Regions from separate parts of the Homo sapiens genome. Here region 2 is linked to region 1. A link is a contact called in ENCODE Hi-C data. All regions are on one chromosome and are shown on one strand. The core of a region is the stretch at or near the end of the contact, and the rest is flanking DNA. Distances in the headings are between cores, read along the strand shown. Region 1 holds the start of SNX9 (sorting nexin 9). Region 2 overlaps ZDHHC14 (zDHHC palmitoyltransferase 14).

The links. Hi-C counts contacts between places; a loop is a spot of excess contacts on that map. Pooled maps may share reads with other maps.
Region 2: a pooled map shows a loop between it and region 1 (2.0-fold over the local background). The contact joins the enhancer-like site here to the promoter of SNX9 in region 1. A Hi-C loop is called at or near these places in 13 of 37 single-sample maps with no recorded cell type and 6 of 50 pooled maps.

Annotation. Positions count from the first base shown.
Region 1 is chr6:157,821,674-157,825,595 of GRCh38, reverse strand. It overlaps SNX9 (sorting nexin 9), which reads right to left and starts at 2,350. Exons shown (of 18, transcript NM_016224.5): 1 at 2,150-2,350. The coding sequence starts at 2,161. RefSeq lists an enhancer at 1,522-1,571 and a silencer at 2,222-2,541.
Region 2 is chr6:157,555,806-157,559,603 of GRCh38, reverse strand. The region is part of intron 2 of ZDHHC14 (zDHHC palmitoyltransferase 14); the gene reads right to left. Among named protein-coding and RNA genes, the nearest start is that of MIR3692, 29 kb to the right of the region's middle. RefSeq lists enhancers at 2,100-2,885, 2,584-2,893. Within about 2 kb of position 2,548, at least 5 of the 41 ENCODE cell types and tissues checked have a DNase peak (open chromatin) inside an H3K27ac peak, as active enhancers do.

The DNA.
Region 1 (3,922 bases), core at 1,101-3,600:
ACAGAACTACTGGAATTTGCCTTTGGAGTGGTGTAGATAACGAAGTAGGAAGTCCTTACGCATGCTTTAAGGCTCGTGTTTAATCAAAGACACATGCAATTCGAGATTAATATACAAGAACCACTTTTCGATTTTTTGGAAAAAAATTAAGTTCAGGATTAACTATGAAATAAAAATTTCACTATATATACCTGCACTAGTTGCTAAACTGCATTCCACTTAAAGGACAGTACAGATAACATGCCTCAGTAGACCAGAGTGTAAAAACACACTGACCACCACTAGACAGATCTCTATGTCATAAACCGTCTTCTCTTTTTTCAAACGGAGTCTCGTCTTTTCTTTTTTCAAACGGAGTCTCGCTCTGTCGCCCAGGCTGGAGTGCAGTGGCGCGATCTCGGATCACTGCAACCTCCGCCTCCCGGGTTCAAGCGATTCTCCTGCCTCAGCCTCCAGAGCAGCTGGGGCTACAGGCGCGCGCCACCACGCCCAGCTAATTTCTGTATTTTTAGTAGAGACAGGGTTTCACCATATTGGCCAGGCTTGTCTCGAGCTCCCGACCTCAGGTGAACCACCCACCGCGGCCTCCCAAAGTGCTGGAATTACAGGTGGGAGTGAGCCACCGCGCCCGGCCTATAAACCGCTTTTAAGGTTGCAAGATGAGCATGTACTAGGATGTGTAACTGGTAATTTCTGGAATGTCTGGCAACAAACCTCAAAATCAAATTTCCTTAGAAATCCTTGGCCTAAGTTTTATTTTTAAAAAGGTCAACACAAAATTAATACGTTAAAAAGGTGGCAAGTTCTATCGCATTAATAAAACCAAAGCACAGCACAGGCAATAATATATTAACAAGAAGGTAATTATTTCAGTAACAGCAGCAACAGGTTCCCTGGAGGAGAATCCCCATTTCTCTACAAACGCTGCACCTAGATGGATTCAGAGCACAAAATTTACCACAGCACAACATCTAGCAGACCGAAGTCAAGCAATGCTGATCTTTCAAAGAGATTTCACATTTCTTACCATTTTCTACCTTAACACTCCACAAAAAAAGCAAACACCTATCGAAAAATAAAAAATAACGTTTCTAGCAACCCAAAAGTAGCTCAGAGATCTCAAAAACAAATAGACAAAGGGGTGCTGATGCTAACAAAGTGACATTACAAAAACTAAGTGCAAAAGTAAACCCACTCCTCACAGTGTATCACAGATCAGTTAATGGCTCAGGTATAGAGCCTCCTCCCCCAGGTCCTCCCTTCCGTGACCGTGACTTCCCCAGTGGCTATTCTACATCAAGTAACTACTGAAAACGCCCAAGGAAAAGGAGCGGGGGAGGGTGGCTTTTGAAAATTCAGGTAGCCAAGAGTGACTGCTAATTTCATAAACAATAACGTAAAACAAGCAAACCACCGCTCCTAGCCAATGACGAAGCAGGAGTCAAAGTTCCACCACGTAATTCGGGCCTGGGCCTTTTTTCAGGCAAACACGTAATCGAAAGCACAGTCATTTCCCTCTTGATATTTTATTCATGCCGGCAATGCCATTCACAATGAAAAGGTAGCAAAACAAAAGAAAAAAATAACAGCAGCGAAGGCAAAGGGGCGCGGGGCGTCCCAGCCTCGGTCCCTCCCCGGCCGCGAGCCCCCGCAGGCCGGGACGGGAAGCGCCGCGTCCTCTCCGCCGAGGTCTCGACCCCCACCCGCCCCGCGGGGGCGAGGGTCCCCCAGGCGGCAGCGGGAGGGGACGTGGGGGCGGCGGGGACGCCGGACGCCACAGAGCGCCAGTCGCCTCGGGGGCCTCCCCGGGCTGCGGGAAGTTTCCGTCCCGCGGCCCCTCCCGGCGAGCCCGCCGCAGCCCACGCTCAGGTGCAAACTTCCCAAACCTCGCTGCGCCCGGGGTCCCAACCCGCGCCCAGACCCGACGCCGTCCCCCGGTGCGATCCTGGTGGTCTGTCTGCACTGCCCGCCGCACCCATGCCCAGAAGGGACTGGCTGGGCCGCGGACCCGCCCGGGGACTCCACCGAGGAAGCGGAGTGGCCCCTCGACCACCCCTGGCCCCGACCCTCCCCGCGGCCCCGGCCCCGACCCTCTCCGCGCCGCCCCGGGCCTGAGCGACCGGCCCGGCCTGCGCCGCGCGCCCCTCACCTTGGTGGCCATGGCGGGCGGGTCCCCCGGCCCGGGACGGCCGGCTCGTCTCCCGCGCCGCGGATGGTGATTCTGAGCCGCGCAGGCAAAGGCAAGGGCGAGGGCGGCGGCTCCGGCTGGGCCCCGGCGCGGCGGCCGCTCCTCCGCCTCGGCCCCGAGTCTCGACGCTCAGGCCCAGCCGCTGGGCGCTCGGCTACTCCCGCGCCGCACGCTCCTGCAGTTCCTGAAAGTCCCCGGCTGCGCGGCCCCCGCCCCTGTCGGCCGAGCCTCCCATTTACCGCGGCGCGCGCGACGCCCGCCGGAAGCGCGCCCTGGGCCCTCGGCCGCGGCCCGGCCTCCTCGCCTCCTGGCCGCCCCCGCGCCGCGCCGCCGCCCCGGGCAGTCACCGCCGCCGCCGCCGCCGCCGCCCCCGGGCGCCCTTGGTCGAGGCTGGGAGCGGCGTCCCGCGCAGCGGCGGGGTCCGGACGGGCGCCCCAGGCCATGGCCCGCAACCCTGCGTGGCCGCCCCAGGGGAAGCGATCCGCGGCCCACAGAGCCGCTCGGGGTAGCCGAACCCCGACTCCGGTTCACGCTCGGCCGGCGCCGCACGCCGTGGCTCGGCGCTTTCCGTGCATGAGGCGGGAGGGGGCGGCAGGAACTCTCGACGCCCCGGGCAGACAGGAGCCCCGCAACCCCGCTGTCTTTGCCCCACGCCTGGGGTGTTGCGGGGTCGCCGTGCCCTTGGCCGAGTACCCTGAGTACCACATAAACAGCTGGGAAGGAGCGGAGCGATGGCTTCCTGGGCCTCTTCCTCCTGCCCGGAGGCTCCCTCAGGCCGGGGTCCTGGCTTGAAGCCCCTGGGACGGGACGGTGGGGGGTTTCGTTCTGTGACGCCCCGTTAACCTCATTCTGGAATCTTGATAAGCTTAAAAATACCGGAGGGCCCGAGAGGTTTGGGGGACAACAGGCTCTCTGAAGTGGAAACGAGGTCTCTAAAATTTTCCATCTTTCTGTCAGTGTTTCTTTCCAGAGTTGGAGATATATATATGGGTGTTATGAATAAACGAATGACTTGAATTGAGCAGCAAGATTTTTCACTCAAGGACAAAACACGACTGGAAGATGTGTCTTAATTGGCATACTAGTGGAGTGCTTTTTTATTATTATGAGGGATATATTTGTAAGAAGAGACAACTATCAAATGTAAATCTCTGGTGTTTAATGTCAAGTTTGTGTCTTCTTAAATACATTCTATTTGACCTGAGATTTCACTAGTTATATTCAATAATGGGGTTTAAAATAGATACGGTATTGCAGAATTTTCTGTGAATTTTTGTGTTTGTTGAGCTCATGGTTAAGCTATAGTCATCATAATATGCATAAATAGTTGTCTTTCTCCGTAAAAAAAAATATTGGGAGGCCAACATTCATTGACGGCCTGCTTGCTGTATACTAGGCTTCCACATCCCCATCTCATTTAATCCTTATAAGAAACATTTGAGAAACTCATTATTGTCCACTGTTTACAAAGAAGAGCGACTCAGGGATCACTTAAATAACTTGCCCATTTGGTAATACTTATTCAAATCGAAAATGACCGTAGCCTTGGACCCAGCAGCCCTCCTGGGAATTTATCCTGTCAAACACTTGTACAAGTGTTCAAAGATGTTCATCAAAGATTGTTCTGTAATAACTCCAACCAGAAAGCAACCTATGTGTTTGTTAACAGGACTGTTTCAGTAAATAAGATACATCCATTCAAACAAAAATACTAGGAAGCCCGTAAGAAAATGA
Region 2 (3,798 bases), core at 1,299-3,798, 270 kb after region 1:
AACATGAGCATGCTGTTATTCCAGGAAGATGCCCTTCAAGATGGCAGGGTGGCTGGGCTCTCCTTGGGAGACCTGAGGGCAGTTCCAGCTTGAGCGGATTCTTTCCACTCATGCAGGCACAGGGTGGTGGCCAACTCAGCTCTAAAGCCAATGGCTCTAAAGTCATGCCCACGGAAAGAGGCAAGTGACTGATTCTGGAGTGAATTTTTGCTGCACTTGCTGGGGAGCAAAGCTGTCCTGGAGAAGAGCGCGTCAGCCAGGAAGCGGGGCCGACTGTTGCCACATCAGCTGCCCACGCAATAGCTACAGTACACCTGCTTCAGAAGCCTGTGGGGCAGCAGGTTCCCGGCTAAAGCCCACTTGTCCCAGAGAGATGGCCGACCACCACATCCTCGTGAATCACCTTTGCAATCTGCTTCTGTAATCACCATCAGTCTCTCTGTAGTCATAATTGTCAAAGTGTGCAAATAGTTATTAAAATATTGATTAAAGAAAACCAACAACCATTTATCATCATGGAAGAGTGGTTGTTAACTGCTTTTATCTCGGCAGAGCTTCATGGGGAGCTTGAAAAAGCTCATTGTTTGTGTGTTTTGAGCTGTAAGAGTTGGGAAGTGTGATTAGACTCAAAGGGCTCACTTTCATTTGTATTAGAGAGCTGGGGGGAAATCCACCCTCCGAGGTTGGGGGCTGAGCAGCTGTGCCTGCAAGTCCTGCTTCCAGATGCTTCTCCCCTAGAAAGTTCCTACAGCAGGGAAGAGGAATCTCTGATCTACATTACTTGAACTTTGTTTTATTGTTTGTTTGCTTTTTTTTTTTTACCACCAAAGTTCACTTGGTGATTTTTGCAAAATGCCATCCCAATCATTTTTGTTTTAGTAATGACTCCTTACAACCACCCTGTGCACTGTCAAGTGGAAAAACAGAATCATAAGGGCCTGAAATGAGGATCCCAAACAGAAGACATAAAACCAAAAACACAATTCTGAGTCTTTCATTGCTTTTGCCTGAATCCAATCTTTCTTTACTGATGGGCCATTGCTTTTCTTATATTAGAAATTCCTCCTCTCCACAAAATTGGATTCCATGTTTGCACCAGAGTCATTAGTTTTGTTTTCCTCTAGACTTGGTAACAGCTGGGTGTCAGCCCTCTCGATTGGCTACTCTTGTCACTGAACGGCCTACCTGTGGGCGCTCTGGGTGATCCATGGCTCTTGAACAGTTTCCCTGTGTAATGCAGACTAGCCAGGTCAGAAATGAACCATCAGAATACCAGGCATCTGTCAAAAGGGGATCAGGGGGACATGAATGTCACCTGGCTCAGAGTAATTATCAGCCATTTCTGGGAATGGCAGCATGTCGGTTGAGGAGTTTAGATCTATGCTGTCCAAGGTGCTGGCCACTGTCTGCAGGGGGCTCTTGGGCACACATATTGTGGCTAGATCTCAAAGATTTAGTACAAAAAAAGAGAATGTAACATATCTCAATACTTTAAATATCTTTACATATTGATTACTTTTCAAATGATCATACTCCCAATAACTGGGCTAAATAAAACATACTATTAAAGTGAACTTCACCTGCTTCTTTTTACTATTATACAGTGGCTGCTGGAAAATTTACCATGTGTGGCTTGCATGTGTGGCTCACATTATAGACTACTGGACAGCGCTGGCTTGGCCAATCAAAATCATTCATTGGAAATCAGGGGAAATTCACTATTTATCCCAATAAGGGTGACGGAAGTGAGAGCAGTCCCCAGTACTCTGCCCGGATTGCACAGCATGGGCCTCCCACAGGGGAGTGGCCGCCATTCCTTTGCTAGTCTATTTGCTTGGGAGCACTGAGCTGAGAGCCATCTATTGCTCACACTCCTCTCAGTGGTTACAGAAATGAAACGAGGAAGTCTGCAGATAGCAATGGACCCAGCTGACAAGAGGTGGACCACAAACCCCTTCCTTGTCTTGAAGTTATTCTTAGAGCTAAATTTGCAAATAAGGACAACCAAAGTCTTGCCCCTAAAATAACGTTTTGTTTTCATCTCATTCTTCCATCTAACGCATGCTGGACACATCTAACCAACGACTCACCTCTGCCGAATGTGAAAATCAACTGTGCACTTTCTGTCCATGTCTATAAAATCCATATATATTATAGGATGAGCCATTGGAGACTAAAATCCTAACATGGCAAAAGTCAAGTTTCTTTTCCCTTCTATCAGAACAGGCACCCCTACCAATCCTGACGCCTGGCAGAACCCTCCCAGAGCCACCAGCCTGGCACAGGTCCTCTGCCCGCCCGTGGTGCTGGCCCTGCCCCTCTGTTTAATTTGGCTGCAATTTCCCACTCTGCCCTGACCTAGTCACCACTAGCAAATCCTCCTCTCCTGCTACAGCGTGCGAGAGGCTGTGCTAGGCCCGCAGGTGCAATATTTCATGTCATTCTCCGAGCAGCCCGGCAGTTCAGGTGGTGCTATTTTGCCCCTGGTTCAGAGAAGGTGACTGCAGCTGGAGGGCTGAGCGGCCTCCCCAGGACACAGCCCGGAGTGGCATGGTCTGGTCCAGGCTCTCGGCCTTTCCCTCGTGGAGAAAGAGGACTGAGTCCTCCCTCAGTGTCTCTTGGAGGGATCCCTCTGCGCTCCAGTTCCCTGATACAGGCCTGGCCTCATCTCTAACCCGAGCCCCTCAGTGCCCGCAACTCTTCCTCCTCATCAGCCCCACCTCTCACTGGCTTCTCCACCAGAGTCAGCACTCTTCAGCTCGCCTGGAACCCGCCCGGGCCTGTCCTTCAGCTGGTGGCAGCCATCTCTTCCCCTTTCTGTCCCCACCTGTCACTCTGCTCCAGCCTTTGCTTCAACACCAGCCTCGTGTCCCCTGTTCCAGCCCCGGGGCCTCGGCTCTGAGCTGTCTCCCTGGACTCCATCTCTGGCTTTCTTGTTCAGTCTCACTCTGTACGTGCTCCTGACTGTGCTGTCAATTAGGGTAGGCATTTGTATTCCTTTCAAACCTTGTTTGACTGCCTGGATTCGAGACCCGTTCCGCCTGCTGGCGACAGGAGCTCCATCCCCTGGCACTGCCTTAACCCCTACCAAACAGCACAGTGAGGGCATGAGCTCAGCGGCCAGGCAGGCCTTTGAGCTGTGCTCTGCTGATTACTAGTTGAGAGGCTTTGGGAGTTACTCGTCCTTTGCGTGCCTCAGTTTTTCCAGCTGTAAAGTGGGAATCACAGTAGCCTCTGGCTTAGAGGGCTGCCGAGAGGACTGATGGGCATGTGGAACACACACACATGGGGCCCGGGGACAGCGAGCGCTGTGGGGTGCTGGCCATCCCCCCTTCCCACCCTCCACCCCCCACCCCTGTCCTCTCTGCTGGCTCTGCTTTCCTGCCTGCTGACGCCTGCCTTGTGCAGCTATGACCCACCACAACACGAACCAAATCCACTAATTACTCCGAGTACGCCACGCTTGGCAGCTGAAGACATCTAGCTGGGGTCCCCATATTTTCCTGTTCAGTCGCTAGTTTGTAAAATAACACCTCCCTTCTCCTGGTCTCTGCCGCCCCGCATCCCAGTACCGCCTCCTCCGGCCATTCATGGCCTGCGTGTCTTGTGAATCCAGCGTGCATCTCTGTCCTCCAGAGGCCTCCCGTGATTAATCCCTCCTGATCCCCTCCTAGGCGGACGGTCCCTTCAGCCCTCACAAATTCAGTTCACATTACAGCAGTGGTTCTCTACTGGGGGTGACTTTGTGCCCAAGGGGACATTTGGCAATGTCGGGAGATAATTTTTTTGGCACAATTC